2 separate regions of the Homo sapiens genome follow, and region 1 is linked to region 2. Evidence: chromatin loops called from intact Hi-C (ENCODE). Cell type or tissue: heart right ventricle. All regions are shown on one strand. Links, peaks and the distances in the headings refer to the core of each region. The heading gives the core; the rest is flanking DNA.

Region 1 (16,892 bases), core at 3,689-11,688, 51 kb before region 2:
GGTCTATAGATAAAGGCAGTGATTTTCTGAATACATCAAAACCCTCATAGCATTCCTGAGGATCTACTGATTAACCCAGTAGGATATTAATTATGAACACATCTGCCATTCTTACTTTTTGTTCTTTTCCTTTAAATAGGAGTGGAGTAATTCAGACATGTGTGTATGATTAGGTGTAGCTAGCAGTGCATGATGAGCTAGATTTAGATACATTTATGAAGCATCAAATACAATGAAACAGTTTACTGGAAAACAAAACTTGTACTGGAGATTGGAACTCTTAAAGCAGGAGAAAGTTGTTTTTAAAAAAGCTTAACCTTAAATAAAACACATATGTGGTGGGTGAATGTGAAAGAATATACAGCTTCATTGTTTCTCGAGAACAAAAGTATTTATAGTTCTTCCGCTTTGTGACTCATCTCTCTGCTGTAAAATATTTGGGCTATTACTCATAATTACAAAAAAGGCATCGAAGAGAATGGCTTGACGTTAGTGCAAAGGACAAGGTGAACAAACTGGCATTTTATTTGTGACATTCTCATTTATAAGAAGTTGGACAATCTGTTTTTTGACTGCTTTCTTTCTCTGCAAAAATGACTATAATATAGCACTTAAAATAAATGATAATTCATGTGCCTCTAATCTAAAACGATCAAAACAGGCAAGATGCAAACAAGACACAGAGAGTGCAAAGAATGCAGCATACTGCAATAAATTCCCCTTATATTTATTTAACAATAAATATGCAAATTTGAGATAATTATGAAGACATGTGCTTTGAGGAGCAGAGAGACTACTCAAAAGGTATTTTGTTCAATCATCCTTTTTCTTTTGAGCTAAGATGAGAACCAGAAGGAAACAGATATAATAACAAAAATGGAGTAAGTATTGATCATGGATGAGAAGACTGAGATAATATAAAACCTCTAACTCAAAAAGCATTTTTTTCTGGTAGATGAAACTAAGTGATTCTAAATAATAACTTATTAGTAGAAAACAATTAATTTTATAGCCTTTTAATGGTCCTTTTAAGGGAGTAGTACACTCCAAAGTGAAGTTAATCCTCCACAACGATATTAGTTTTTCTTAAAGAAAATGCTAATTAATAAATAGTTGCTCTGAACCATTTAAAGAATAGAGAAAAAATGTCAAAATGTTACTAACTTCCCGGGAACACAATTTTAATATTGTTTTTCATGAGAATTACAGATTTTTGCATTACTTACTCTTGACTACAATGAGTATTGCATTTGATCAATTATATTTCTAATATTTTGCCATTAATTTTTTCCTCTTCCAGAAAGATGGTATTTAGCCAAATTCTTAGACTTCCTATTCATTCTAAAGGACAAGCTTTCATTAATGTACAAAGGGGCCACTCTTTAATGGCACAGAATACTAGAAAAAGCTCATTCTGAAATATTGTTAGGTAGCTGTTATAGACTAGAATTGTATTAAGGGTGCATATCACATATCCATATCAAAATATATAAAATACATACAGCAGGATTCCTTCAACATGATGAACTATCACTGGATAATGGCTTTATCTCCAACCATCTCAATCGTGGGTATTACAATGAAATCTGAAAAAGGTGAAAAGCACTGTCAACCTTTCTTAATATTGTTGGAAAATGCTGGCGTATTAGAGCTTAAGTGGTTCTTGAAGAAGTCTGTGTGTGTTATCTGGAACAGCCAGATGATTCTTTGCTGTGTGGGGCTGCCCTGTTCATTGTAGAATGTTTATCAATATCCCTGGCGTTCGTACACTAAATGCCAGTAGCACTAGCACCACCCATCCCCCACTCCACCCCATTTTTGAAAATAAAAATTGTATCCAGACATTGAAAATCTCCCCTGCAGGGCATTGAGAACTAGGGATGTAGATGATTTCAACTTTTCTCTCACTAGCCTCATTGTCTCTTCCAAAATCTATATTAAGACACACATCAATTCTTTAATTTATGATATGGCAAACATTCTGAATTAATAAAGTGATTCATTGCAAAGATCAAATTAAGGATATGATCTTTTAATTCAAGCCTAATAGCCTTAAGATAGCCACCATAAAATTGAGAGAGAAGAAGGTATTAGGAGCAAAGACATTTAGCAAATTAAAGGACAATGTCTAAAAAGAAATCTGGGGTGGACTTCTGGAATATGAAACTTACTGGAAGCATATAGATTTGAAACTTATTAAGTTTGTATGTCAAATGCATTGCCAAAGAAACCACATGACTGGTTGAAAAATCATCTGTCTGCTCAAGACTTAAAACAACTCTTTGGCCCCCAGCCTTTCAAGAGCAGGAAGTGAGCTGAAAACGAAGGTGCTATAGTTAAAAAGGGCACATTCCTAGACATTCACTTCGCATGGGACTACTGAGAACAATGCACAGAGAAATAGAGCAGAATCATTACCTAATTAAGGAAATTCCCACCCATTCCCTGCCCACCCTCTCACTCCCTCAAGATAGGGGGCCATCACCTTATCTATGCAATGGGATTTCAGATGTGCTATGAACCAAGGACTATGGACTGTTTCCAATTCTTTCCTTTTCCTAATTAGAGTATTCCATTGTTGTGTTTAGGGTGGAGGGCAGATACAATTTGTCTTTCAAGTTCATAGGATGCTGGAAAAAATGAAGACATAGTTGGACCTAATTCAGAGGCTCTCATGAGTCCAGAGTTCCTGGACTTTAAGTTGGACTCAGTGACTGAATAAATTTTAGGTTATCTTTCTTTGGAGGGGTTGAGTTTGTTCTCTGAGAAGGATAAGGAAATAAGCGAATATTTTGTGACTGGGAGGTTGGACTACGGCAGAAACATTTAATTGTCAAATATCTGCATGATCTTCTACATTTCCCAGCCTTCTTTACAGTTAGGTTAGAACTACGTGATGAGTCCTGGCCTCTAACAGCTATAAGAAAAAATGACATAAATCATTTCCAGGTTGAGGCAGTTTAGAGTACAGTGATTCCTCTAAAATTCTCTTTTTCTCTTTCATGACCCCCTTGGAACCTATGCATGAGATGGTGGAGGCAAAAAAATAGAGTGAATCATGATCTCAGAGTCACTGCTTAGAAAAAAATCCCTGCTGCCCTTAACCAGGCTTTGCTGTTTTAAGCCACTGCAGTATGGACTAGTCTATTCTTTCTGATACAGTTCTCTAACCAAGAGTTCTAAGTCATCACAACCACTGATGGAGCCAGGAAATATGCCACTGCTATAGGGATTAACTACAAACAGAGCTGTCTACTGGTAAGGATGAATTTAAGGTTTCATATAGAAATTATTAGAGTGTATGTTGCAAAGACTTGAAAAAAAATGACCGTGTAAGAAAGATTTCAATAGACCACCACACTTGTTCTCCTCTCAGAAAAGGGATATAGCAAAAATGTTGCCTCTTGACATTATATTCATTAGCAGCTGGAAAGATCATTCAGTTATTTACATAGGATTTTCAAACCATAAGCATCTCCCATATCCGACCATGCTGTCATATTTTCTGCAGCAAAGGAAGAACTTCATCTCCCCAACCAGCACATAGTACCAAACCCTATATATACTGATTTTCCCCTACATACATACCTATGATGAAGTTTAACTTATAAATTAGGCACATTAAAGATTAACAATAAAGAATAATAATAAATAAAACAATTATAACTGTATACTGTAATGAAAGTTTTGTGAATGTGGTCTTTCTCTCAAAATATCTTAGCGTACTCATCTATTTTCAGACCACAGCTGACCACGGTTGACTACGGGTACTAAAACCATGAAAGTGAAACCTTGCATAAGGGAGAGGGATTACTTTACTAAAGGATCTTTTTGCTTCAACTCTCTCCATTTTTCTCTTCTCGACCTCTACCATAGGTATTTGAAAATTCTCCTCCTTTTAGGAACACTGTGAATTTGAAAGCCAACCACCCTTACTATTCTTATGCTGACAGCATCACATAAGACACAATCTTAAGCAAGTTTTGCTTCTGAGTCCTGGCTATTTGGGCCCTTGAATATCAGCGCTCCCATACGTCCCCACTATTCATTGCTCAGTTCCTCTGCCATTATAACAGCACACTGCATCAACTCAGACCAGCCCAATCAGGAGCTCCAAGAAAATATATCTTCATGCATATTTTATTAAATTGATCTAAGAAAATTTCAAAGAGACTCAAATTCCCATCTTGGTTTCTGCATATACGCCAACTTTTGTAAACATAGTCACATATCATCTGTGTTGATAGAGATACAAAATCAAATCTCAAGGTAGATCCTTCACTCGATGGATTTCTCAAGACAAATTAACACCTCCCTTTGCGCAATATCAGGTCACATTATGGAACATTAATTTTAAGAAAATAAATATGTGTCTAAACATGAGTGTGGAAATATCAGTGACTCTTTGTTTAAATACACCTTGACCTACGTTCCAAAAATCTCCTATAAACGTGAACTGCTTCATTTTCTCCATGAAAGTGGTTGTTGGAGTCCACAGTTTTAAATATTCAATACCTCTTCTCCTCTTCTGTAATATGTCTACCACATCCTTATAAAAATCAATTTAATAAAAGGGAAATATGAAATACATGTATGTACTTATAAACATACAATAATAAGATGCTGAATGCACAAATCCAAACATTTAATTCAAGAGAAGCCAAATGAAATAAAGAAAATGGAAAGTGGCTCCAGCATTCTCATATCCCTTTCTTGGGTGACCAACTGTTCTGGTTTGCTCTAGACTGAGGAGGTTTCCGGGACATGGGATTTTCAGCACTCAACCAGGAAAATCCCTCCAAACTGGTACTAATTTATTACTCTTCCCTTCATGATTATTAATATGATAACCTTAGTTCTTTGCAAATTGAAAAATATAAATATCGCTTTGCTTTTTATTTCCCTAAAGTATGGAAGCCAGATAAGATTTGTTCTCAAGAACTCCAGACATCCATATTCAATCTCAGCAGGTGTAAATCTTCTTTCCCAAAGAGTTTAAGTTTTTGGATCTCAAGCAGTGAGACAGGCCGGAAACTTGTCCTAGGGAATCAACTGCTCTCTGGTGGTTCAAATATATTAGCATAAAGAAATCCTCTGTTTCCCTATCTTGTACTTCCTGTCCCAACTCAATCACAAAATGAGAGAAAAATTGTAGTAGAGCAGGAGACTTTTCAAATCTCCGATAGATTCCTTTCTTAGCTAAACCATTCCATTTATACATCTTGGCAGTAGTCATTAGCAGTGAGAAAGCTAAAGAGACAACAAAAGAAAAATGTACAAGTCTTTTTCAGGAGCTTCTGAAGTGTTGAAAAGTGTTTCTATTTAAAAGCTCCTGACAATGATTGGCAGGATCTGAGAAAACTTCACAAGAGGAGCCCCACCCTCTGAGAATTAATGTTAGAAGAGCAGTAATTGGCTAACACCTAATCCATTCTTACCACAGTTGAGGGATTACAATCTAATTGTGACTTTCTGGTCCCTCTCAAATGTCACAAGAAGAAGGTGAACAAAGCACAGATCAATACTGAACACCCTGGAAGGACTGCAGAAGTTCAAAGAAGGAGATAAGTCTAATAGTCTGTATTAAACTGACACAATAAAAACAAAGGGAAACTTGTATTGATTGATTGAGTGATTATCAACAGGCCCATTAGGCTAGTGTCTTCCCAAGAACCTGACATTTAAAATCAAAAACAGGACAGGCCTAATTTTAAATTCTGCAATGAGGGAATTTAATTTAAATGTGAGTGAGAACAGAGGTGCATATATCAACCCAATTTAGTACAGACAGAAAAACAGACAGAAATGGAAATTACAGAGTCAGTTCAGAATAGACATAATGAAGCCCATTTACATTTGATGTAATAGATGTTTAGAATATTAATAGTCCAAGTGGCAAAATTTGAGGCTACTGACAGTGGGTGTCATTAAATACTGATTTTTGAATTTTATTTATTTTTTCCCAAGCATCTACTAAATTATAAATGTACATAACCATGAAGAAGTTAAACCAAAATTTTACCAATCAAGTCATTGAACTTAAGGCCCTAAACCAATATAGTTATGCCTTAGTGAACAGTCCTTCTAGTCCTTCAATAACCGGTAACTGTGATTCCCCAAAGATACTGCCTTGAAAGTTAATACTGAAAAAGTTGATGGCCATCATTATTATTGCAGGGAGAGGCAAGCAAAAAAAAATGTGTCTTTGACATTTATCATCAATTGCAGAACACAAATGTGTGAATCATTTATCTTTATCCATCGTTATGTAGTAATCAAGAAAGATGTCTTTCTGAGTCATTCGGTTTGTCAACTAGGCAATAGTACATGTAATCCAAACTAAAAAAGAAATTACTTGGAAAAGAAAGAGACTCCAAGAAGAGGAATAGCAGACATATGCTCAAACTGTGAGATTTCAAATGATATAAGATATAATATCTAATCACACATATAGAAAGGAGCCATCTCTTTGTAGGGGAAAAATGATATTTAAGCACCAGGTTAATACACAGAGATACTAGAAATGTTCTACAAAAACCATGTGAAGAAATTAAGTGATACAAAACAAACTCAATTTGGCATCAGAATTTTCCATTCAAACTAGAATCCACCAGGAAAGGCTGATGATGTCTGTTAGATCCTGCCACATGTTAACATGGAGTCACAAGTCCTATTTTGAAAAATATTCAAAACCAGATTGGACATCTTGGAACCAATGTCTACGTTAAAATAATAAAGACAATTTTCTACTTCCATTGCATAACTTCTTTATTCATTATCACACAGCAGATGATATTTGTTTTTCTGTTTCATTTTTTTGCTTCCTAACCTGAGCCACAGGCCAGATTCTCCTCCTCTGTAACTCTGCAGGGACTCTTTGATTTGTACCTTTTGTGTACTTCTGTTTGGCATTCTAAATATGGCTTATTCTCCTGGGTTTCAACATATTTCTTGGCACTCAACTGCAGACTTTCATAAATTGAGGGCCCTGGAATAAGGGGTATTTTTATCAGTAGGAGAAATCTAGGGATAGTATTGGTTTCCATCTATAATAACGAGGTATGTATGTCATACATTATATGTTTGTGCTGGATCTTATTTGAATGATAAATTTTATTATCTTGCAATTAAAATCATAATGTATTGTTTGTGTGGTGACTTCTTATCTAGATTAAAGTAGGATTAATACTTCATTGATATCATTTCAAAAATTACTTACCAAAGATGAACTACCAGAATTCTCAAAAACAACTTATCAAAGATGAATTAGCAGATGAATCTTTGAAGTCTGAGATTTCTTAAAAATAAAGCTGGGTTTCTGTACAGGCCAAATTACAATAACCTAGGCATCTTATCTAGGAAATATAATTCCTGAAATGAAATCAGATGCACTTAAGATTCATTCAATCTTTGTTTTTAAAAAGTGCTTTTTACGTTCCAGGTGTTTTACATAATGTCTGTGGAGTGGCCATGTGCTCTAGAAGAGTGAGACAACCTTGGCATAACCTTCTTTAAGAGCCAATCACATAACACTGTGAATATTTATAAAATTTTAGACCATTACCTGTTTCAGCTCCCTTTGATGATTCATGCTAAGGGTAGAGAACCAGAAGGTATGTTTTCCTACAGAATCATAAAAATAGCCAAAATATATTTTTCTTTTAGCCATGCATTTCAACATGTATAAACTCTCTGGATGGTATTTCTTACCATTTGGTCCAACTCTACTTCCTGAAGACACTGTATGAAAAGAACTAGTCTAATTTAAGAAAGAATCTGTCCCTGGTAAAACAATACATATAAAAAGGAAAAAAGAAATCATCTAATTCAGCCAACTTCCCTAAAGCCTTGATCTTAGAATCTGGTTTTTAAATAGAAAACTTAAACAAGAGTTACTATCCAAGTTATTTTGTTCTCAGTACATGCAGGGTCATTTTATGAAAAATACACAGAATTAATTTAATTTTAAGGTCAATGAACCTTACACAGTCTAAATAGATCCCTTCTAGGTGTTCCTATTCCACCTGGTGTAGTCTCAGGTATATATCATTTTCTTTCATCATCAAAAAAATTTTTATTTATAATTTCTATTACTGTGGTAAGTTCATCTTCAGAGAGAATTACCATAGTTTGTCTGGAGATTTATTAAAATATATATGGCCTCCCTGAAGTGTGAAAAAGTGAAATATTCTGAAAATAACTTAATTCACAACATATGTGCTCCTCATACATGGGTGGGAAACTAAGTAACAGAGGTCTGCCGTTGTCCTTTCTTCTGGTTTAAATCACCTCTTTTGGAGAATATTTGAATTTTTGAAAAAGTCTGGGTATTTATGATTTTCCTTTTTAATTAAAAAAAGACACACAAAGGAATTAAAGTACTATCTACAGACTCATCATGTTCAAATAGCAGTAAGTATTGGGACAAATACTCTCAGTCATGGACTCAACTGAAAATGATCTCATGATCAGAGCTAGGAAGCTATAGCACAAAATACGCTGAAGATTAACTAAAATATTAATACTTTCAGTCTGATTCAATGGGGCTATTATTTTACTGGAAATGGAGATAAAACTTGAGAAAAGCATAATGAAAGAACTTAACGAGGTAAATGTAGTGTATTTTCAATATTTTCAGTGGTATTGTTTGCTAGGTATTTGTTACTTATGGGAAAATGCACCGCAACATCCTAGGTCAGCAGTTCTTAAAGCATGTTTCCTGGACCAGCAATTGCAGCATCTCCTGGAAACCTGTTGGAAAGACAAATTCTCAGGCCCCCACTCCAGATCAGAATAGAACCACCACTCTCTGTTTTAACAAGACTTCCTGGTGGGTTTATGCACATTCAAGATTGAAAAAGATTGTTTGAAGTAATCATTTTTAGGATGTACTTAATTCAAATATAGATAGGTTCCTAAAATATTTTGTATATCACAAATAAAAATAATACTTAAATTTATATAGTGTTTTGTAAATTACAAAACACTTTCAAATGCATTAGTCTCATTTGATCTTTCCATAATACTGTAAGACAGACTGAGGAGGAACTAGTATTTTTATCTTATATGATTAAGTTGAGTTTGAGAGAGATTAACTAAATTCTTAACCTCACAAAGCTAGTTGATGAGGGAATTAGATTGGAATCTGATCTTCAGGCAGTAAAACAGCTATGCTGTGACTAAATTAAGGAAGAGTTGATCAGAATTAGTAGAGGTTCCAAAGTACTTAATATTTTTAATAAAATACAGTTTTGTTTTAATGTGAATTTGTTGAAGGACACCCATTGGCATCCAAACAATGTTGTCAATTCTTTAAACATTTTGAATTAAGTATAATTTAAATATGCTAAAAAACTTACAAGGAATTCAGATTGCACACCTCCATTTTAAATAGATATTCAGTTTAAGCTCCACCTCTAAACAGTGATAGATCAAAATCAAATTAAATAAATTCTAAAACTAGAAATTTCAGAGTTAATAAGTTTCTACCAATAAATAGAACAATCATTCATTTTTCCTCCTATGCAAAAAGCAATTAAGGGCCCCACAAGGCCTCAGCCAATTCTATTTTCACAAAAGCATAAAGAAAAACTTAAATTTGTGGTAATGTAGTCAATTAATTTTAAATATTACTTCTCCAATGGACAGTATAGGAAGTAATTACTCTTCTATCTGGAACTTTTTATCTCCTACCTGTTAGATAATTCTAGATATTGTTCGCATAGTCTTTTTATAAAGTGTTAGGGAATACATAACTTGGACCTGCTTCTTATATTACTTAAGTATATCTCTTCCAAAATCGTAGTGATCACAGTCACTTGATCTATAAAATGGTTTCTATCATGACCCAATCTCATTCTAGATCCTCTTCATAATTTTGAAAGAAGAATTTAAGGATATTAACAAAGTTGATACATTTTCAGTTCACATGGACGCTACTCAAGACATGGGGATGAATGGTATTTCTTCAGTAAAGCTAATATATCACACATCACAGAATCTGTGAGAATATCTGATATCTATAGAAAGATTAAAGCGAATTTTTTTAAGCATGTTTTTTTTTTCCAACTGTTGCAGATGTTCTCAGATGCAAATGCATTTCTGGAAAAAAAATATATGTGAGATGTTTCTTTGAATGACACAGGAGGACAATTTAAAAATCTGTCCTGGAATCTCTCAAATTAGTATCTGAGACCGGATCCTTGAGAATTAGAAAGGTCCATGAGAATTGTTTTTTGTATATTATCCCTCATTTTGATGGTAAGCTTAAAAACAAATACTTTACCAGTTATAAAGAAACTCTTTTGAAGTGATCATTCACAATTGAACAAACTACTTTTAGACATTAAACATGTGTTCCATAAATCATCTCTTCTCCAACCAGGGTTCAAGGATGTACATCCAAATGCACAATGAGAACGTCTTTTTCTTTTAAAAGGTGTGTTCATCATTCACCTTTGGACATCAATAATTGTAGCAATGTATTCAGTGCCTTAAACCTGATAGCAAGAGATGATAACTATAAAATAATTCTCCATTAGGAAGTTTAAATAAATACAAAACATTATTTTGGAAGCACATAGAAGAACATAGTGACAATGGCACAGTCTAGCTGTATTTTCATGTAGTGTCAGTGGAATCATTTTGACTGACCTCAAAGGGTGTACCAGTGGGACAAGATAGAAGAATCCTACCCCATCATGAAAGAGTATTTTATCACTAAAAGGTTGAATATTGCTGAGGCATGGTTATAACATAAATCAGAGTGATTTTATTTGGTTTTATTATTGTTTTTAAATTCTTTACAGACATAGATCCCTGGATAGCCTGTGACTGGGCTGGACTACTCCCACTGGTCCACCCCTTGGTGCATGGCTGCTGACCTTACCACATACAGAATGCAGTCAAAGACTCACGCCAGCTATTCAATAGACAGAGACTCTCAGTGGGAAAAGGAAGACCACTGTCTGAAGATAATCTTTAAAATAATCCAACTATGTAGAAGCTTAAAAATCCCAGTGGTAAAGGAAGGGAGAGGGCAATAGATTGAAAGTAGATGGGAAAATGTGCAGGAAACTCAGTATTCTCCATAATTGTCTCCAATATATTGCTACCTCTTTGTCTTACCCTATCCTCAATAATTTAATTTGTAACTTCAAAACTTTGTCAAGGGTTTCTAAGTAGAAAAGCAGGCCATCTCTGACATATCAAAATAGAGATAGCCAGGCATATTTGTCACTGTCAAAGAAGAGAATTACAATTATGGAAAGAAGGAAGACTGGAACTCTGACTGAAGGTATCCATATGAACTCATGGAAGGATGGACAGATAAGTAGATAGTTAATGAAATAGATACAGCAGTGTGTGTGTGTGTGTGTGTGTGTGTGTGTGTGTGTGTGTGTGTGTACAGGTGTGTGTATGTGTCCAAAACAGCCTAGAAACAATGGTACTTCAGTAACAATAACCACACCTATCATTCTTACTTTGGTTTCTAAATATTATTTTATACTAGAAGAAAACAGGACTTCTTGGAAAATTGGCTTATGCCAAGGTTGGGTCTGGGAAAATACAAGATGTGCTTGGAACATCTTTAAGTCCAGAAAGAAAGAAATCACTCCCTTTATCCCCTTCCCCCCCAAAATGAGGACATGTTAAGATACACAAAAAATACTTTTGAATGGAGCTCCCATTGGCCAAATCTGGGACAAATTGTGCATCGTGATAAATAATAATACAATAGTAATAATTTAATTTAATTAAATGAATATAAGAATCCACAAGTCCATTCTAATATAAAGAAGTAAATAGATAGTTTAAAAGGGGAATTGAAAAGCTCATCTCTATAGAAAAAAATGCCAAGTAATGAATTTTTAAAAAATTTGAAATTAGAAATTCACCATGTGGAAATAATTATTGTAACATTTGACTCAAGCACAAATGATCAATAGATACTAAAACAAGAGGGTGAATATTTGATGAGAAAAGATATTTACAAAGTCTGAAAGTATCTCCCCACAAGATACTTATTAATTATGGAGGAGGAGATAGTAACTATGGGAGAAAACTGGCAGATACCACCTTAACCAAATGATCAAAGTTAATTCACCATTAGTGGGACAAATGGACATCAAGTGCCTCCTGAGAATGACATAACATCACTTCATGGTATTCCTGCTAAAAATGCCCAATCTGAATCTAATCATGAAGTAATACCAGACAAACAAAAAGATTGAGGGACATATTACAAAATAACTGGTCTATACTCTTGAAAAATGTCAAGGTCATGAAAAACAAAGAAATACTGAAGAATTACTTCAGAATAAAAAAGACTCAAAATGTATGACAACTAAATACAACACGTGATCCTGGACCAGAACGAATATCTATTTTTCTATAAAAAACATTATTAGAATAACTGGCAACATGTAAGTTTTTTGTACTATCATTTACTATACACACACACACACACACACACATACACACACAATTATAATTGAGTATAGTTTTGTATAAAAGCCAATTTCCTGATTTGTGTAATTATACTCTGGCTGTATAAAAGAACATTCTTAATTTTTTAGGAAAATACACACAGAAACATTTAGATGTAAAGAGGCAATACTTACTCTCTAACAGTTTAACAAAAGGGGATAGGATGAGATTACCATTTAGGGAGTCTAGATGAAGTTTAATTACTTGTGCTGTTTTTTTCTGTCATTCTGAAATTATTTCAAAATAGAAAGTTAAGAGAAAACATATCCCTCCAATATGGCGGAAATGTAAAAGATGGCACAGAAAATTTAGCTGCAGACGGGTTAAAGAATAATCTCAAGAGGTAATGGTGTTATTGTCAGTTTTCATAGGAAACAACAAAGGAGTCTTACCCCTTTCCATGGTTTATCTCCATAATCCTTAGAATGAGCTCCTACAGGTAAATGCAAAATAAGCATTGAATTAGAAAATTAAAAATGCGAAAGTATAGTAAGAAAACATTTTACCATCTAAAATGTATTTAAGTATTTAAACCTAGTGAACAACATCCAGGCAAACTGAAAGGCATCTCTAAGGTTATTTGTGAAAAGCAATTTACTCAACAATGCAAATGTGAAAGTAAGCCGATCCTTGGTGAATTCTCTTAGACTACAGCATCAAGGAGAAGTATCTAGGTGCTACTCAGGAGACAAGCGGATGTTTTACTCATCTTCAAAAATGTAGATAATGTAAAGAAGAGAAAGTTGCTTGACATTATACAAACAAAATTCTGAAACTGATTACAATCTTCAAATATTTGGCACATAAAAATTAAAAAAGAGAGAGACAATTGCTGCAAGGATCACAAAGATCAAACTCAGCCAAACTAACCTTCTTCTTATTATTTTTTTTCTGAGAAGCTTCCTAGCTAGACATACAAGTCAGGATGAAATCTATACACATGTATTTTGCCACCAAAAAGTTGTTAACAACATTTTACAAATCATCATGAACAAGGTAGAAGGGTATGGGCTGATCCCCACATTCTAACACATTTGGCAGAAGGTAGGTTTAAAATCATTTAGATCATTGTTCTAAAGCTTGTTCAAACTGTAGGGAATGATCTAGTACTGTAAAGGATTCTATCCTATTCAGAAAGTAGACAATTGAAAGGCAAATATGCCAAATTTATTAGGGATGGCTTCAGAATTTAACTACAGAAGCACAAAAATAAAAAATATTTCCACAAGCTGGAATTATTGGTTGAAGCGAACGAAGCTATTGGTTCAGTAAATATTCTCCAGTTATAAAATATAAAAAATTTGGAAACTGCTGAAGATATAAAAAGTAAAATGTGTTATAATGGCCAACGCTGAGATGGACTTTGCTGATATTTTCATGATATTTCTTCTTATATTGTGTGTGTGTGTGTGTATGTATGTATTTTTAAATGAAAACATTCTGCATATCCATTCATTACTTCTTATATGCATATATGCACGGCATGCCTGCTAGCACCTGGCAATATTCTAGGTACTGGGGACAGTCAGCTATAAATAAAACAGACAAATACCCTTGAATTCATGAAAGTTACAGTTTAAATATAATTTAATATCTTATTGTCTTCTCAAGATTATAATGAAAGGGTCTTTCATGTTATTAAATATTTTTAAATGGCAGTAAATAACTGCAATGTTTCATTGGTGGTATGTATGACTCATTTATTCATTTTCTTATTGTTGGATGTCTAACTACTTTGAAATTTTATTGTCATAAACAATGCTAAGCTGTTTTGTGCATAAATTATTAATTATATTCCTCATTTATATTATTAGAATATGACCCAAGGAATGTTATTAATGATCACCTCTTCCTCTTTATTTTCCATGGCTTCTGAAAAGATTGTAATGACTATACTTATACCTAAACAAGTAATAAATAAATGCATTTGGCTTCCTTACCTTGAGTATTGAATCAACATTTGAAAACAAAGTAATCAACCTTTGGCAATTTGGTGAGTAAAAAATTATATTTTATTAAGCTTTCACTTTACATTTTTATTGTAATTGAGGACTAAATTTGTATATGTGTATTGGACATTAGTCTTCACTATTTTGTAAATTATCTGTTTATTTTTTACTGTTAGTAAGTGGAATGCTCATCTTATTTACATTAGTTATAAGCACACTCTATATAGGTAGGAAGAATAATCATTTGACAAGATGAACTTCAATATGGAAAAATTTTAAAAACAAAATTGAGGGTTGCGTTAATCTCTCTCTCTCTCTCTCTCTCACACACACACACACACACACACACACACTATACAAAAGCAACATGGAGAATTTCTGACCTAATTGTACTTTATTTTGATTTCCAAATCTAAAGTTTTCAGATCATATAAAAGTAAATGATGACCAACACTGAAATACATGAAAGAAAAAAGCCCTTTTATATTTTTTATATTAAGAAAAAGCATGTGTTCAAATGTGGGAGTTAACAGTTTTACTCTTCTTTAAATGTGAAAAAAGCCCACTCATATTTGGATGCACATTTTAAGTGGGACATTGACATACAAAGGCTTTTCTGGAGGAGAGTGACCAGAAACAGAATACAATTTAAAATTATATTGTGTCAGGATAAGTAGAAGTGGGAATACTTATATTTACAAATGTAGTTTTTTTCTCTTTCCCACTCAGAATAGGAAGGTAGTGTGTACCAGAATAGTATAATTTTGTGACCCTCTAGGGCCTTGAGCTGTGACAGCCTCTATATGTGGTAGAATTTTAAGATGATTATTGAGTGCATGTATAAATGAATGAATTAATGAATCAACAAGTGAGCCAAGATCAATGAGTAGAAGTTATGGTATATGCGTTTTTCACCAACTTTCTAAGCATTAGATTTTCCCAACAAAGGATGTGCTTCCTTAAGCAATAGTGAGCACCGTGAGATTCTGATGCAACTGTCAAATATAGAGAAGAGATTGGGTAGATGGAGAGAGAAGCCAGCATTCAGCCAAATATTTAGTAAGGCCACGCTTACCTTCATAACTTTTAAACTCTTTGAGAAAAGACAACTATTATATATCATTTAAAAGTCAAAAAAGAAATGAATAGAATTAAATGGGAAGCTGAGAAATAACATAGAAAAAAATTCTATGATTTCAAGCCTGAGGTGAAGGCAAGAGGTTGAAGAAGAGATTATTTGAAAGCAGAGCATTTGAAACTCTATTTCAAGTGGGAAACCTGAGTGTCAAAGGCTCAGATTTTAAAATATCTTGAAATAATTTAGATCAGTGTATACCACTTTTGCATTATAGAATGGAATCATAAATTTGAATGTGATACTTTGCCAAAATGTTGAATGAATAGAAAATGTTAGTGAAGTACATTTCATTCATATTCAAATTTGGGAGGGGGGGTTCTGTGGATAATAAAAAATAATAAATATAAGGTAGGTTCTTATTATCAGTAGGATTCATCATTAAAACATAGCTGGCTTGATAGAATAAGTTATTCTAGAAAATGGGGGTATCATTGACATAAGACTCTTCCTCTAAACTTTTATACCTAATACATTAACTGCAATCATGTTTCCAGCCAAATTAATCAAACAGATATATAAACTATTTAAGACGTTTGAGTAGGAAAGCCAGAGCCACTCTTTGTAGGCTCAGTCTGCCAAAAACCATTGGAGGCGTCTCTATTTCTAATATTAGATACTACAATTGGACCTCCGCCTCCTGCCTCCAGATAACTACTCAGTAGGGCCGACTTTCAGCTTATGTGAAGATAGAGGAGAACAGGATTTGTGACATTCTGGGATTTTGCCAGAATTTAGTAGGTGGTAGAACTAAGGCTGAAGGCCAAGTGACAAATCCACTAGATAGCTGCACAAAACATACCCTCATGCTTTTGTTGATTAAAGTGTTATATTATTTTTCTGAGCATGGGGGTAGGGAGGAAATAGTCTACTTTTTTGAAAGTGTCTCTCCAAGAAAAATAATTCCAAGTTAAGGCTGGTATACTGTGAGGGGGAAAAAACTAAAATAAAAAGCTTAGCTGTAGTTCATTAACTTTAATTGGTTTTTGTTGCCTCTCCTCAGGTTTCCTGGATCTTTCAGCCATCTCCTCCCCCAACTCTCTGCTTCCCCTTCTTCTACCTCTCGCCTCCTCCCCCTCCAATCTGGCTTTCCCTCCTTCCTGGCAGCATTTTTAGCTTTAATTTGATAGTAAAAAACTGAATCCAAAGTTACAAAATTCTTCAGATTCAACTTCTTTGAAAGAAAAAGAAGTTTTAGAAAAAGAATAGATATCGCAGCTTCTAACCAGAACTCCTTCCGAGGCACATGTCCCCCACATGTGGCAGGTGCCCTATGAAGGTGAAACAGATAATATTCATTCAGGAAATATTCCCGTATT
Region 2 (16,892 bases), core at 3,848-11,847:
ATTGCTTCTCCCAAAAAAATTCAAAGCAGGGATTACCAGCTCCCCTGACAAACATGTCAGCCCACTCCACTCCTAATCTTACCAAGAACAGAAATCTCGTGCCACACAGTATTCTGCAGAGGGGGCAGAATTTCTGCTCAAGAGCTCAGAAGAGCCAAGAATTGCATTCTTCCTAGAGAAGGCTCTTGCAAAGTTTCTGCTGAATTGAGCTTTACATGCGGGTGGAAAACCTACTGTAAGGGATGTGGTTGCATTAATTATAAGATTTCAATTTGACAGTTTAATTAGGAAAAGGAGAGTTAGTGTAGGGCTTGCAGAATTCATGATGAATCACATACTCCAACAGACTTCATTTTCATATTTCAATTACACACATTTCTAACTGATGAACAGCAACATAGCATTTTCTGTTTAATAAATGTGATATCTGTTGGAATTGATAACATTAGTTCAGTAATTACAGAGCCATTATTGTCAGGCTTTTAAAAAATATGGAAAGAGGCCTTAGTTATTAAAGTTTAGCAACGACACAAAACTACATTTTGAAATGTTTCTACTAAAGAGCTTTTTAACAGCGCATTAGCTATCCCTTATAGATAGAAGGGTAAAATTCAATAGCAGGTATTTGCATGAGATCAATTTTGATCTAAGCACACCTTATTTGATTCCCAGACACACCACTGCAGTTATAATGTTCTTTCTACATCTTTATTCAGAATTCAGACCAAAAAACAGGGGAGTAGGACTCAATTGGTTGAATAACATAATTTAGTACAGGATCATGCTAAGATTCTGATATTTGCTTGAAATGATTATAATAAAATGTAAAAAAACCACATTTTTTTATAAATCTAAAGACAAGTGTGGATTCCAAGAGGAATAAGCTTTAAGTAACTCAGTCAAAACACGTACAAACTTATAAGTTTTTTTCCCAGAGTGCTTGCTTTGAGTTCTGGGAACCAATGTTGAAAGCTGGATGTGCTCATAGATGCATTATTGTCTTTGCATGGGTTATTACCAAACAGAAGTTCATTAAATCAAATACAGATGTCAGCTTCCTCCGGGACTAGGAAAAAGATCACGCCCTACAGTAAACACAACTGCATACACTGGATGTGAAGCACACTTCTGTTGTTTTAATTACTTCAAAATTTGTTCATAATGATCTTTTCGTAAACAATATCTTGAGTTCTATCCACCTGAACGATGAGCTACATGTTTACTCACGTACCAGGAAAGTCCTAATGATAATTTGCTTAGGGAAGCACATTCATATGTTTGTGTATGTTATGTATATTTGCATAGGTATCACAAATATTTCTAAACATTCTTGTCACAGAAGACAGAGTTTAAAAATAGTCTTGCAACATAATGTCACTTACTGTATGTTAGAATTGTACACATAAAGGGTTTGTGTCTTACATTCTCAAAAAATAAGTCATACTTCTTTCTATTATTGGTAACTCACTTCCATTAGCTTCCAGGAGACCTTGGTAGTACTGAACATTTTATTGATTGTTTCAGAATGTTAAATAAGATAATGACCACAAAGAGATTAGCATAGTGCCCAGCACATTGCTCAATAAATGGTAGCTATGATTACCATTAGCAAACCTGAGATTCTGGTACAAAAATTAAATAATACAAAAGTATAAACCCACAAAAATGATAATAAAACCAAACAGGTTTGAGATTTATTTCAAATTTAAAAAGAAAAATTGTAAAGGAATCACATGTCTATCCCCAAATGGCACACTAGCAAGAAAATATTTAAATATAGCTTCTTAGATCCTGACTTGACACAAATTACAGCTTGAAAAGTTGACATTTTCAGGATTTAGAATTGCTCTGCCCAGCCACGTAGTGGCAATATACAGACACAAACAAGAGAATCAGAAAAGAATACAGTTTAAGAGCTAGAGATTTCCACTTTCTCTCATTTTATAAATAACTGAAACCCAGAAAAACTAATCTTTTGCATAATCACAACAGCTAAGAGTATCAGACTAGACAGTATTTTAGCATAGTGAGTTATCCACTTTAGTCACAGTTGTCAAAGTATCACACAGAACCCTTGGACAACCAAAACCATTTCAGGGAGTGCATAAGGTCAAAACTAGTTTTCTAATAATCTTAAGACATTATTTTCTATACCTTCTATTGATATTTACACTTACGGTTCAAAAGAAATGGTGTTTAAAACTTTTGGCAACTTGGAATAAAGCCGGTGGCACCAAACTGTACGAGTAGTCATTGCATTTTTCACTGCCACACTCTCACTACGGAAGGCAAATAAACTAAAAAGCCATTGTCATTACATTCCGACCCTTGAGTCTGCATGTTTTTAATATTCTGCATGACAAAATGGGAAGTACACTCAAAGCACTTCTGCATATTGAAGGGCACTGGTTGTCTCCAGGGAAAGCACTATGTGATTGTTTGAATTTCCTCTCACCTAACCACTTTCCTTCATGAAATAGAATTTTTACTTGAAATAACAAACTTTGATTATCCATATTTGCTTATTTGGAAGACATTTTCTTGAAAAATGACAGATGTGACCCTGTTACACCAGGAAAAATACCTGGGCAGTCTTTTTGTTTTTTGTTTTTTCCAAATGCAAAATTTAAACTTTCAGGCAGAAATTAGAATTTTAGAAAATCTTTGATGGTGACAGTTTCCCAATATTTAAAAACTTTTTTGATAAATTGTTGGTCATGTTAATGAATGTGATTTATTGATATTGTATAATGAAATGTGCCAAATTTTGGTAGAAATGCGTATCTTAGCCAATAATTTCCAAATCTTGAATATATAATGCTATAAAATCACGCATGGACAAAAGATAAATTTAAAGTATAAGATAGATCAATGGATTTTAATGTACAGAGTATGAGAAGTTCTTGCAATGGTTTCAGATTCTACCTTTAAAAATTATTACCACGTGTTGAGTTTTGGAATAGTATCAAAGAAGAATATCCATAATAATCTGAAAATGTGATTAAAATATCCTTCCCTTTTCTAACTATGTATGTGTATGAGACTAGATTTTTTCATATTCTTTAACCAAAACAATGTGTAACAACAGACTGAATGCACAAATAGATATGAGAATCCATCTCTTTTCTATTAAACCATACATTAAAGATATTTATAAATATGTAGAACAATGCAATTCTTTGTATTAAATGTGTTTTTGAAAATATACATATATTTCAAAAAATATGTTACTTTGTATTTACATACAGTAATAACTTTAAAATTATTTTTAAATGAATTAATAGTTTTAAACTTTCCTAACTGTAACTTCTCATATGCTATATATTTGTATATATTACTCAAGAAAAAGGTGTTTTGGTCCTAAATAATTTTTAAGAGTGTAAAACCGTTCTGAGTCCTAAAAGGATTTTTTTTTTTTTTTTTTTTGAGAGGAGTCTCGCTCTGTCGCCCAGGCTGGAGTGCAGTAGCACGATCTCTGCTCACTGCAAACTCCGCCTCCCAGGTTCACGCCATTCTCCTGCCTCAGCCTCCCAAGTAGCTGGGACTACAGATGCCTGCCACCACGCTTGGCTAATTTTTTGTATTTTTAGTAGAGACGGGGTTTCACCATGTTAGCCAGGATGGTCTCAATCTCCTGACTTCGTGATTCACCTGCCTCAGCCTCCCAAAGCGCTGAGATTACAGGCGTGAGCCACCACGCCCAGCCCTGAGTCCTAAAAGTTCGAGAACCATTGTACTATATTATCTAATGGAGATGACAAATGGATTTCAGGTAGAATACAATCTTGGATCAATTGGTGTGACTGACTGGATTTGGTAGGGAAGAACTTGGAAGCCATGTTTTGAGTTATGAAGACAGAAAATGAGAAAATTTGGTATTGAAGCCACATTTTACCCAAGAACACACTGTGGGACATTACAGATTTTTCAGGATAATTCAATATCCTACCCATATTCCTCCTTCCTCATAGTGCCAAGCAAAGTAGAAGACTAGTAAATGTTTACGCATTTAACTGAGTCTCATTTTTAAAATCATGCCAATAACTTTTTTCACAAATGCTGACACAAGGTAGGGGGATAATGGTTATTATTCTAGGAAGCAAGTGTCAAAAAAAAAGTCTTAAGGTAGAGAGAATAAGAAGTATAATTACATAGGTTGCATTATTTTTAAGGGAACAGAATAAATTCCTTTCTATAAATAAAACATTTTCCCCTCATAGTTACTACCTGAATTCACTTTTATAAATAGTGATATGGCCTTTTGTTCTACCATGAAAATGTCAAAATACAAATAGTCAAAGGAAAAATAGCATTCACAATTTATTCAAATTCACAATAAATTAAAAATGATTGATATTATCTAGGTTTTGAAGTGACATAATTAAATGGAAATAATAGGGTAGTAGACCTCAGATGAAAGACATGCAGCAGATGGTGTGAGGAGACACTAAGTGTAAAAATTGGAGGTTCAAAAGAAAACTTTATTTTATAATTTGATGTAAAGCCAGTCATGTTTTGGGATTCCTGTAGAACCAAAAAACTTAAAAACTAAAAAATTTGAATTATGTATTTTTCAGCCCATACACAATACTGTACTACATAGAATGAAAATCTACTAAATAAAAATCATAATTGGCCCAGAAACTAAATCTAGATTTTGGCCTACTGGACTCCTACATGACATTTAACACACTATCAAGTTACTGGTGTGCATGTCCTGTATGCAGACTTTCAACAAGATTTCCTTCTTGCAATGGAAGGAAAGAAGGCAGAACTTTAAATAATCCGTGATGGCTCAGCATAATGGAAAAAGTACTAGAGTAGAAATAAGTTAACTTGGGTTCAACCCAACCCTCATAATTGTTATCTCTGTGACTTTGGATGAGTGTTTTGTGCTCTGTGGGACTCAGTTTTCCCGTAAGAAAAAGGATCTAATGATCTTTTTTTGAAATATAAAATGCAATAGTCTTAAATTTAATTATTTAGATAGGAAATTAAAATTTCTGTCACAGACATTATTTTTAGCATGTCTCACTGGAATTTTGTAGAACAATATTTCCTTCAAGGAAAATCAGAATACAGAATATTAAAAGCATTTTAATGAGACAAATTATATGAGGAGAAAAATCTATATTTAAGCAACTCTTTTGTTTATCTCAATTTTTCATTAACTAGTTAAGAGCATATATTCTTTCATCAGCTTTCTCCAGCAATGCCCAAAGGACTACTACCTGAATGATATAAAAAATGTTTTAAAGAGTTTAAAATGGGGATTTGTTTCTATCAAAATCCATCTCTAGCCATTTCCTGAGGGAATTTTAAGAGTTCAAGATGTCAAAATCCTTTATTTCCCAGCCATTATACAAAATATGTAACTGTACAGAATGAAAATTTACTCTTTTCCTCCTTTTTTTTATTTTTTATTTTTATTTTTTTAATTTGAGATGGAGTCTCGCTCTGTCGCCCAGGCTGGAGTACAGTGGCGTGATCTCTGCTCACTGCAAGCTCCGCCTCCCGGGTTCACGCCATTCTCCTGCCTCAGCCTCCCGAGTAGCTGGGACTACAGGCGCCCGCCACCACGCCCGTATTTTTAGTAGAGACAGGGTTTCACGGTGTTAGCCAGGATGGTCTCCATCTCCTGACCTCGTGATCCACCCGCCTTGGCCTCCCAAAGTGCTGGGATTACAGACGCGAGCCACTGCGCCCGGCCCTTTTTCTCCTTTTATTACTTCAAGAAATGCTGAAAATAAATTTTAAATGTGGTAGTGTTTGTCATTTTAAGTCTGTTGACAACTATGTTTGGTCACATTTTCCCCCCAGTGTTTGTTGGAATAGAATTCCAATTCTAGAGTCACTTTAGAGTGGAAAGAGCAATTTTTTAAATATAAAAGTTAATACCAAATGCTTAACTCTCAATAGCTGTTAAAGTCTCCTTCCTTTTTAAAGAATGTGCTGTATCAATATAGCTTCAATATTCTTTACCAATAACAACTACATGCAAGGTTTCACTAGACCACCAAAATCAGCAGTCACCTAAATTCTCTACCTGGGCTAAGTGTGTCAGTAACTAGCTCTAATCCTCCCACTTACTTTCAACTTTTTCTTTTCATTTGGAACTCTGACATACATTGATATATGTATGATTTTTTTCTTAAGCCCTTCGAAAAAACTAACAACAGGTAATTAAACACCAAATAACAGGGGAATGGCCATCAGATTATCCCGATTACAGTAGCTTTATTTGGAGTAACTTTCCCTCTTACTTGCCAAAGGCTGTGTAGCTAATAGGATTATTGATGTGGAACAGGAAATGGAGAACAGTTGTCAAGGTGGGGCATTTTTTTTAACCCAGGTAATCAACAAAGATTCATATGTTGGTCATGTTGGTCTTCATACAGAATAGTTCACAATAAGAATACTTCAGATTATAACATTTGCTCTGCATGCAGTAGTACAGACAGGCCATTGCCTCTGAGTGATGGGATCATCACTCACCTTGGGCAGAGGGCAGAGGGATGACTTTGAGAAGATAAAGTCTGGATCTGGGCTGGTTACCACCTGTTCTGGGTAGCCTGCTTGCTCTGACCAGTCTATACATTAATTCATACACATAATAATGAACATAATGGTCTCCAGTCTTAATTTGTTTCATGCTACTGTTTTCTCCCCTCACTTTATTGAAGTATAATTGACAAATAAAAACTGTATATATTTAAGCTGTAGAATATGGTTGTTTTGACACACTTACCTATTGTGAAGTGATTACCACAATCAAGCTAAAATTAACACATCCATCACCTCTCATAGTTACCATTTGTGTGTGTGTGTGTGTGTGTGTGTTGGGGGGTGTTATATGTGGTGAGAACACTTACGGTCTACTCTCCTAGCAAATTTCAAGTATACAATACATTATTATTAACTCCTGTCATCATGCTGTACATTAGATCTCTAGAACTTATTCATCTTGTAACTAAAAGTTTGTACTGGCTGACGCTGTTTTTCTAATGACGTTATTTTCCTAATGAAGTTTTAAATTATTTTTTAAATTCCAGGAAAAGTATTTGTAACAAATATAGAAGTTCTCTAAAGTTTTGCTGTCCTTTAAAATACAAGTCAAGGATCAATTATCAAAACAAAGTCATTCTGTTAATCAGTTTACAAAGGTGCGAATTGTTTGTCAGAATACAATGCCAGGGAGGCTGCTTTGTTTAATGACAACCCTAACAGCAAGAATCCCTGGGGCAGGAAGTAAGTAATCAAGAATCCATCTCTGAAACTTTTAAGAATGCTGGCAACAGTCTATTATAATGCATGGTTATGGGGAGACCTTGTACAGAGAACAATACACTGAAATAGACCAGACTTGTTACGAAACAATAAACTTAAATATAGCTTTGGACCTGACACAGCTAAGTAATTTTGCCTTCTAGGATCCAATTTAACACTCCGGGCTAAATATTTCAAACAGATTTTTTTTTTTTTTTTTTTTTTTTTGCTGTCCACATTGCATGCCTGAATGCATATATCATAATTACATTCTGGTGTGCAACTTCAGCAATGTGTGTAGGTCCACGCAGGGTCATGATGTCATTAAAACCCAACTAGAACTGCTGAGGAGATGTAAAGATTGTTTGATCAATCAGATATTTGAATGTATCGATGCACTCATCCTGTGTTAGAAGAGATAAAGGATACTAAAAATTTGTTATAATACATTCTGCAAATATAGCAACAGGATATTTATTGTATGCAAGTGAAATGTCAAATGAAGAGAGCCATATAATTTCAGAGGAAGGACAAGAGTGAAGCTGAACTACAGAATTGGGTTTGAACTGAGCTTCACAGGCTCAGTGAGGAAAAGTGGAGAGGGAGAGAATTGCATGTTACACAGCAGACAGCTCAGTCCAACACCTGCGCTGAAAATAGGGGTTCCTGAGAACGAGTAGTGGAAGATAAATCCAGAAAGGCAGGTTGAGAGCCAAGCTGGCCTTCCAAACAGGATTCTTATTTTTTCAGCAATGTCCCATGACTTTTGGAGAATGTTGTGAGGGTTACATGACGAGCATCATTTTCCCCAACACAGAGGTGGGGTCAGGAATGCTGGGAAGAGGTCAGGGTCACTCAGAGAGTGACACAGGGAATGGCAGAGAGTCCTGTTTCCCAGTCCAGCCATCTCGCAGCCAAGATATACTACAAACTCCCTCCTCTTTCCCAGGTTCCAAAGTACTGAAATGGAATGACCATGCCGAAATGCTGGAACTGCCCCTTATTTTTTCCTTTCCCTGTGACGAGAAAGAAAAGAGAGGAGGACTATTGAACTTTAAACTTCCTGATAAACTATAATGTGGGAAAGTGCCATTTTTAGGTTTACATGAAGGAGCTACCTCTGAGAATGGCCTCTTGGCCTGTGAAAAACTAGAAACATCCCAGGAAGTCACTGAAATGTTGTATTACTGTGAGAATTTGTATAAAAATAAACACTGGATTATTTCAGGCCTAGTCCCTTGAGAAAATGAGCCAGAATTACTCAGAACTACTAGCCTAATCTTGACAGAACAGAGGAAATTAGCAACTGAAGCCAGATTTTTTTCCCTTCTAAAAAAATGAAAAAAAAAAAACCCCACTATTTATGATATTTTGGAAAATGAAAAAAAAAATCAGGTTAACTCATGTGATTCCAAATGACCCTAAAATTAAGATGGCTGAGTTCTCTGATGAGAAAATGCAGTACAGATCATTGCCCCTTGGAAGGTGTCAGCTGGAAGCTACAAAGGCAGGAAAGCTTGAACCCATAGATTCAAAAAGTCACATAATTTAGCTGCCTATAAACCCTATTCTCTAGAGCTTGGTGGATTTTTTTAAGCTCTGCTCAAAAATTTTTTTTCCAAGAGACATAAAGATTTAAAAGCCAAAGGAAGCACATTCTATCACATGTCACTATGGGAACTGCTCCCAGGCATGCTCAACAAAGTGCTTCCTTTCCACTGAAAAATAATTTCCCATTGAATCTCTGGTTTGAAAGAACTCTACTCATTGAGAATGCCAAATCACTCCACTACTGAATTCATATTTGTAACAAGAATTCCTAAACAACAGCTCAGAGTCATTTATTGAAATGTTAAAGGTAATTTCCTCTTCTAGGCAATTTCTTCTTCATCCTCTATACTTTAGTTCTATCAATATGGCATATACACATTTGGTACCTTCTCCATGCCCAGAACTGTTCTTTCAACTGTAACAGTGTAAGCCATAAGCCTCTGCTCAAGGAATTAGGCCACACAGGCAGAGCTGTTGGATGCGTAGTGTCCTGGGTTTGTTTTTTTTTTCTTTTTTTCTGGGGCCACAGAGATAATCCAGGGCCTTCCATGGATCCGAAAAGGCAGATAAAGTCAACATCATACCCCCTGTTTTTCCCTGCTAGCTGTGACCTTATAATTCTTAATTCAGACAGTGAAACAGCTGATTGCCAACTCTTTTCTTTGCAGGATAATCGGAGTGATATACACCCGTGGGTGCTGTTGTTCACCCTGTGTCACATGGATTCACTTCTTCATTTGTCCAGATGCAGCTACTCCAGGGTTCCAGTGGGCCTCACTTCCTGAAGAGAAACTTAGAAAAGGGAGGTTTCCAAAAAAAACTGTATTTCCCATCCCTGAGGTTATCTCTAGGCCATAAGTGGTATTCACTATCTCCTTCCTTCACTATCCATTCTAATTTCCCCTTGCCCTCATGGATCCCCTCTCCTGGAATGGTATCTTAATTGGTGGAATGACACAAAACTTTCATTCTTAAAGGATCTGGGCCCTGATGACCACCCTTTTCTCAGGCTGGAGTTGCTACATTTATGCATTCACAGCCATAATTACACAAAGGAACATGCCAGGAAATGTCCAAATAGATCAACTGAGTGTATTCTGGTCTCCCTCATTGAATAACAGTAGTCCTGCCTGCTCCTGCTATTCAAGTCAATCACTCCTGTAACATAGTAATTACTCTTCTAACCTGTTGGGTCCTGGATACAGGACATCCAAAGTGCTCAAGCAATAGCCAGAGATTGGATCTCAATGATATCCATGCTGTGTCACTAAGGAGGGTGTGCTATACTTAGGAACCAGGATCTCTACCCTAGAGAGCCCAGAGTGGAAAGGACAGGGAATGCAAAGTCCCCCAACAGGTCATTGGAAATGACGGCAAGTGGGACTACTTCTGCATCCAAACCTTGGTTCCTAGACCCATGAATTTCTCCATCAGACACAATGCCATAGAGCGGTATCTGATTTGCAGAATATACTACATCTTGGAGCAATGTGCCATATCCTTCCAGAGCATTACCCTTCACCAGGGCATTCATATGCATTAGTCAGGCCATTCTAACACTCTGTTCATCTGGTAGCCTTTCCATGTTGTGGTATTTAGTGTACTCAGTAGATCCCATGGTCGTTGTCCTGCTCCTACACTTCTTTAACTGTGAAGTGTGTTTTGCTGGGGGACTCTATGCACTATGGGATTCCATGCCTGTGGGTAAAGCACTCTGAATGTCTCTGGATGGTGGTGTCTCAAATATTATTTAGAAAGACAAACTCAGGTGTTTGAATATCTTAAATATCATAAGAAAGAGAAACTCATGTTCAAAACACATCTATTTCTGTGAGAAAAACAGCTGGGCCTTCTAGGACAGAGTGAGGCCAAATGTAGTCAACTTGCTACCAGTGGGTGGTTGGTCTCGTTAAGGAAGAGAAACATTTTCAGAGACTCAGCATTGACGATAGCTGATCAATGCTGAGTCTCAGCCTTGGCAAATGAGAGTCATGCTGTTGGGCTTATGTGAACCTTCCATCTCTGCTGCTGAGTCCTTTCTAGTCATGTGTTCATTAAGCCAGTTCTGGGGTGGCTTATGACAAAGGCAGACTAATGTCTACCAACCAAGTCATTCTTACCTACTTTGTAGTTCCGTGATTTTTCTACAATAATGCTTTCTGGTGGGTATTCACAAGCCATAGAAAGCTCTTCACACTTTGTGCCCACTCCCATGTGTTCATCCACATGCTTCTACCTCAGACATTCCTATCTTCAGTTTTCCAGGCCCCTGAGAAGCCAGCCAGGTTATTTGAATTGCTCATGACTCTGTATATATTCTCACTTCAAGCTACTTCTTCCACACAAAATAGCTGTACCACTTGAAACTCTGACATTGGAAAGATTTCTCTCACCATTGTCTGAGTGTAGCTTATAAAGCAACCACGTCTATTTTTGGTTTGACCCATATACTGAACCAACCCATCTGTAAGTTAAGCTTGGACTTGTTCTGCTTCTTCAGCAGTCATGAAGGACACCTGCATTGCCCCTATGGTCATAGATGTGAGCTGAGGAAAGCTGCTGGTGCAACCCTGTGGCTGACGTGAAAAGTCAATGACGTCTAAGCTACCTGCTCATGCAGATTTCTCATCCTCACTTGTCTGCTCAGGGTCAATGCAAATTAATCATTTATTATGATCAACTGATGCTGGTTTCACTCAATGCCTTGAGGGATCCAACAGAACCCAGCTCATATGAGTCTCTACAAGGGTCTAGTAACATCATGAGGCAGATGCTACCCCTCTGTTGATGGCATAGCCTTTCTCTATAACCCTAGAGCCTTTGGTTCTCTAGAACCCTAGAGCCTTTGGGATGATTCTCCCAATGGGCTTGACATAAGTTTTACACTGTACCTTTTCCCACCACTGACACCTCCAGCATCATAGGATCTGCTAGATAGCATACCCAAAGAAAACATTTGCTTGCCTTGCGTCTGAATCTGCCACATAGCCCTTTCCTGTTCCAGGCCCCACACAAAGCTATAAGTCTTTTGTATCATTTAGGATATCCGCTGAAACAATATGTCTAAGTATGGAAGATATTACCTCCAAAATGCAAAGAGGCTTACCAAATGTTATACCTTCTTTTTTAGTAGAGGATACATGCACCAATTTGTCTTTTATTTTAGATGAAAAACCTGGCATGCACTTGACCACTGAACCCCTAAAAACTACAAAAGTGTCGGGTCCCTGAATCTTCAAAAGGTGTATCTCCCAACCCCTGGGACACATGTGTCTTACCAAAACCTCCAGCATCCTAGCCACCTCTTGCTCATTCTTTTTTATCAGCATGGTATCATCAATTTAATAGATCAATATGATGCTCTGTGGGATGTCTAGATGGTCCAGATCTTTTCTGACTATCTTATGTGAGAGAGTTGAAGCATTAACATATACCTAGGGCAAAATATTAAGTGTATACTATTGTCCTTTCCTTGTGAATGCAAATTATTTCAGATTCTTTTATTCTAATTGCAATAAAAAGAATGAGTTTGCTGTCTCAAAGCCTCATGCCATATGCCCAAGAATTCATTAATCTATTCTAGCAAAGATATTACGTCCAACACAGCAGCTGCAATCAAGAATATTACTTGGTTGAGTTTATAGTAGTCTATAGACATTCTATTTGGTTTCTGTAGGGACTAGACTTGTGAATTAAATAGAGAAATGATAGAGAGCACCACTCCTGCATCCTTAAGGTTCTTGAGGGTGATTCTAATCTCTTCTATCCCTCCCAGAGTCAATACTATTTTTTATTTACTCTCTTGGTTGAAAGAGGAGGCAATCCCAAAAGCTTCTACTTGGCATTCTCTGATAGCTCTTACTCCACAGGCCAAAAATTCAACTGGGGTTATTCCAACTGCTGAGTATTTCAATTTTACACTTGGGAATTGAAGAAATGACATTTGGGTGAACGTACTCTAAGAATTTACCCAAGACTCCATTGATTATTTGGCCCATGTATTCCCTGAACTTGAACAGGGACATGATAATGCTTCAGATCTCCAGGTATTGTCAGTTGAGACCCTATGTGCAACAGCTCTGAGAATATCTGGCATTCCTCTTTCTCCAGTGTATGGGCACCAATGTAAATACTCATAGATCCATTTGGGGAAATATCAGAGGAATCATACAGTAAATACATGACATTGTAATACCACGTGTTCTCTGGGGGATCTAGCCATCACATCAGTTATTGGATTCTGTGTCAAAAAACTGACTCAGGTCTTGAAACTGGACAAGACAATGTGACTTCCTTTTGGGGCAACCACCCTCAAATGCCTGCTCATCTGTCCTTGTCTTCTTTTTATTGTGTATGTTAAGTAACACACAAAATATCTGTCTATTTTTGACCTAGGAGTACCATGTTCTATTAGCCACCAAACTGCCCTGTGGACAGCCTTCTTGGCTGTTCCTTGGACTTTGCCAATTCTTAAAATAATAGTAATCCCCTGGCTTTTAATGCTTAAATGATGACACATCAGCTCCATTTCTTCAGAGCCTCATCATTCCCATGAGCTTGTGAAGATACCAGCTTTGTGACTGCTACCCCTGAGAGTTATTCTAACAATAAGTTTTCCCTTTTCTCTGGGATCCTTGGCAGGGTGTTAAATCCCATGTGCAGATAAAATGCCCTTAAGTAAATGAACTCTTGCTCATGCAGTCTTATGTTCCAGCTCTCTTGATCAAACATCCTCAAAATCCAATCCCATGACTCCCATCAGTACATGCTAACTAATCCTTGCAGCTTCCTCAATGTCTGCTGTAAGTATGCCCTTTACTCTGATCCTCAAATTCACAAAGCATCTTTTATTTGCCCTCAATCCCATTAAGATCAAGCCCTAACTCATATGCTTACAATAAAGAGCATAGCCATACATTTATGTTACAAAAGTGTTTAATTTTAATAAAACAATTTATATCTGTTCAGATTCTTTAGCGCAGGAAGTAGAAACTCCCATAGTTGTCCTTAGGTTTTGATTCACCTTAAGCTGAGTTTCCCTCAGAACCACAATATGGATGCCAGTGGCAACTGGGCCACTAGTTTAGAAGGGGACAGAGCAAGCATTTCTTTCCTCCAAGCAGAAATAAAATCTCTCCTCTCTGGTGTGATTGAGGCAATATGGCCCATACGCCACTGCTGGCACTGGACCATAAGAGTCACTGGGGATACTGCAGCCTGATTGGCTCTGTCTTGACTAACTCATTAACCCCATTCATAATACATAGGAATTTTTGACTTCTGGTATATTTGCTTTTGTTATTTGTGATATTTTTGTTTTGTTTTATTTTGTTCTGTGCTGTTTTTACAGCTATAACCCCAGCACATAAAATAGTGCCTGGTCATAATTGGTACACAGTAAGTATTTGTTGAACAAATGAATGAACTGAGTAATTAGGATGACCTTCTGAAGGTGAGGATAGGGTGGATTTCTGAGCAGAATTGAGGAAACTATCAGGAAGGAGAAATACACTAGGCAATATCATCTCCCTCTCTATTTTAAAGCAGACATAGTGTAAGCAGTTCTCTCTCAAGCTGTGGGCTGCCACATTGTGATGGTTAATTTTTTTGTGTGTCAACATAACTGGGCTAAGGGATGCCCATCTAGCTGGTCAAGCATCATTTCTATGTATGCCTGTCAGGGTGTTTCCAGATGAAATTGGCATTTGAATTAGTAGACTGAATAAAGAAGATTGCTTCACCAATGTGGGCAGGTATCATCCAATCCTTTAATGCCTCAAATAGAACAAAAAGGCAGATGAAGAGTGAATTCACTTTCTCTTCCTGAAATGGGACATCCATCTTCTCCTGCCCTTGGGCAATGGAGCTCCTAGTTCTCCAGCCTTTGGACTTTGACTTGGACTTATACCAATGGTTTCCCTTATCCTCAGCCCTTTGTACTTGAACTGAATTACACACTAGCTTTCCTAATTCTTCAGCTTGCACATGGCATATTGTAGGACTTACCAGCCTCCATAACTGCATGAGCCATTTCCCATAATAAATTTCCTGTTACATAACTATGTTACCCTAGTTCTGTTTCTTTGGAGACCCTGACTGAAACACACATAAATATTTCAATAGAAGAAAACAACTTTCAATTGATATGTAGGATTAATCAAACAAATGCTCTTTGTCCCTGAAAGTGTGTTCGGCCTCAGTTTGGAAATGTTTACTTCTCTTGGTATTAATAAAAGTTAAGGCATTTTTCTCTATGTTAAAGAATAGTACTTTACAATGTTCTTAAGGAGATATTGTACTTTTAACACTACTATACACTCATATGTCTGATATTCAAAATAATCACTCTCAAGCAATATAATATCTAAAGTGAGAATTCAATATCTTCTGCCATTAACAACATCATTAATAACAAATGTCTGTTTAATTACTCTTGCTAAGATTAAAAAGGCCATTATTCTTGTAACTTGAGAAATTCATTAGCTGGAAAAGGCTGCTTAATGCCAAATGCACTCCTTAAAGATGTAGTCCCCGATATTTGAAGGTATTTCTGACATTCATGCACTTGCATTACTTTAAAAAAGCACTATCCAACTGTGCTGAAGATCATGCTGTGACAATAAGCAAGCACTGTAACATTTCAAAATCAGAAATGAAGCTACAAGACATTTTACAATATCATACAGAGTCTGTTCTTTGGAATATTTAAACTCCACACACTGAGCCTATTATTCATCATTCACCTCTCACTAATTCTGTGCTCAAATGAGTCTTGTACCAACACAGTGCATCCTAAAGTACAGTTAATATTCATAAGCACCTCCTCCAAAGGGATTCAGAGCCATAACTTAAGATCTCTGCAAGTCAATTTTAAAGTCTGAGACTTCAAGGAATTTAGACCCATTAAATGAAAATTACAAGATGGGATTTTAGAACAACATCATTCTTAATCCACTGTTTCAGCTCAATATATTTTTAGCACAGAAACCTACTTAACATTTAGTAAGAATTAGATCAGTGACAGTGTACTCACAGAAAGCAATTTAAATTGCTTCAATGATAATGGTTATATACCATGTGTTGCATCATTCTTTCACTCTTTTGCCACTGTAAACCATAAAGCAGAGTCATAAAACAAGCTATAATGAACGATTTCGCCTTGCTTCTGAAGTGCATCTACTCACTGAACCTGATTGCATTTTGCGCTTTCATAGGTTAGGCTCTGAGAGATAAGATTTCAAAACCAGAGGGACAGAAAGAACTACAAAGTTCAAGCCAATGAAGGTGAATTACTATCTGGGAGAAAGTTGCTGCTCATAAAGAGGAAGTACGCGTCTTGCAATGAGAGAATGTTCTCCCTTTTTCCTTCCTTCCTCCAGTAATATAAATTGGTTACCTCCTGTGTTGGGAACTATGCTACAGCCTATCCAGAGTTTAATAAGACATGATGTCTACCATCCAGTAGCTCTTACCACCTGTTTGAGGCTGCTAAACCTGCTGACCGGTGGACCCAATCCTGTTGCAGGTGCTGTGCTGGATGTTTGTGCAGAATGTAGTAAGACACAAAAAGGGAGTGGGAGGTTCTTTAGAGGCAGTAAAGGCATATGAAAATCCATTTGAGCTTTGATGGATCTTGAAGGATAACTAGAGCCTTGGTCATTTCTCTTTACTTGTCTTTCATGTGATAGGGCAAGGTGGGTGAAAATAGTCTGTACCAGCCTCTAGCTTTAGTCAGTGAGCTTGACATCTGTTCCTTTCTCCTATGCATGTGACTACAGTTTTTCTAGTTTGGTCTATTTATTTGTTTGTCTCCATCTCTCTGGAGAGGCACTGGAAATGGGCTCATGGCTTCAGCACCATTTGCCACATTGCTTCTTGGGATGCTTACCTTTAGAAAAGGCAATGTCTTCTAAATTTTGTCTGATCAATTTTTATCTATCATTGCTCTCTGTTGGGATGCACTGGTGCTCAAAGTATAAACATACAAGGATGATAACCAAAAGCTAGAGGTTTAATTTTTCTTCATTTCTTGACATGAAAATGCAGTGCTTAACTGATTTTAAGTACTTGGGACG

The links. Peaks named below come from ENCODE experiments on the same cell type or tissue, not always from the same donor. Only the 100,000 strongest peaks of a DNase experiment are listed, where the experiment ranks them.
Region 1: it touches region 2 in a loop (3.0-fold over the local background); 13 of 110 quality-filtered maps call a loop at or near these places.

What each region holds. Positions count from the first base shown.
Region 1 is chr5:89,930,504-89,947,395 of GRCh38, forward strand. It overlaps LOC102724637 (a long non-coding RNA gene), which reads left to right. Exons shown (of 5, transcript NR_188243.1): 3 at 14,370-14,482. Among named protein-coding and RNA genes, the nearest start is that of MIR3660, 78 kb to the right of the region's middle. In heart right ventricle, for the core only: no CTCF peak of the experiment used is centred there; no DNase peak of the experiment used is centred there; H3K27ac peaks cover 616 bases.
Region 2 is chr5:89,981,065-89,997,956 of GRCh38, forward strand. No RefSeq gene overlaps it. Among named protein-coding and RNA genes, the nearest start is that of MIR3660, 27 kb to the right of the region's middle. RefSeq lists an enhancer at 10,587-10,666. In heart right ventricle, for the core only: no CTCF peak of the experiment used is centred there; a DNase peak (open chromatin) is centred at 8,077; H3K27ac peaks cover 4,117 bases.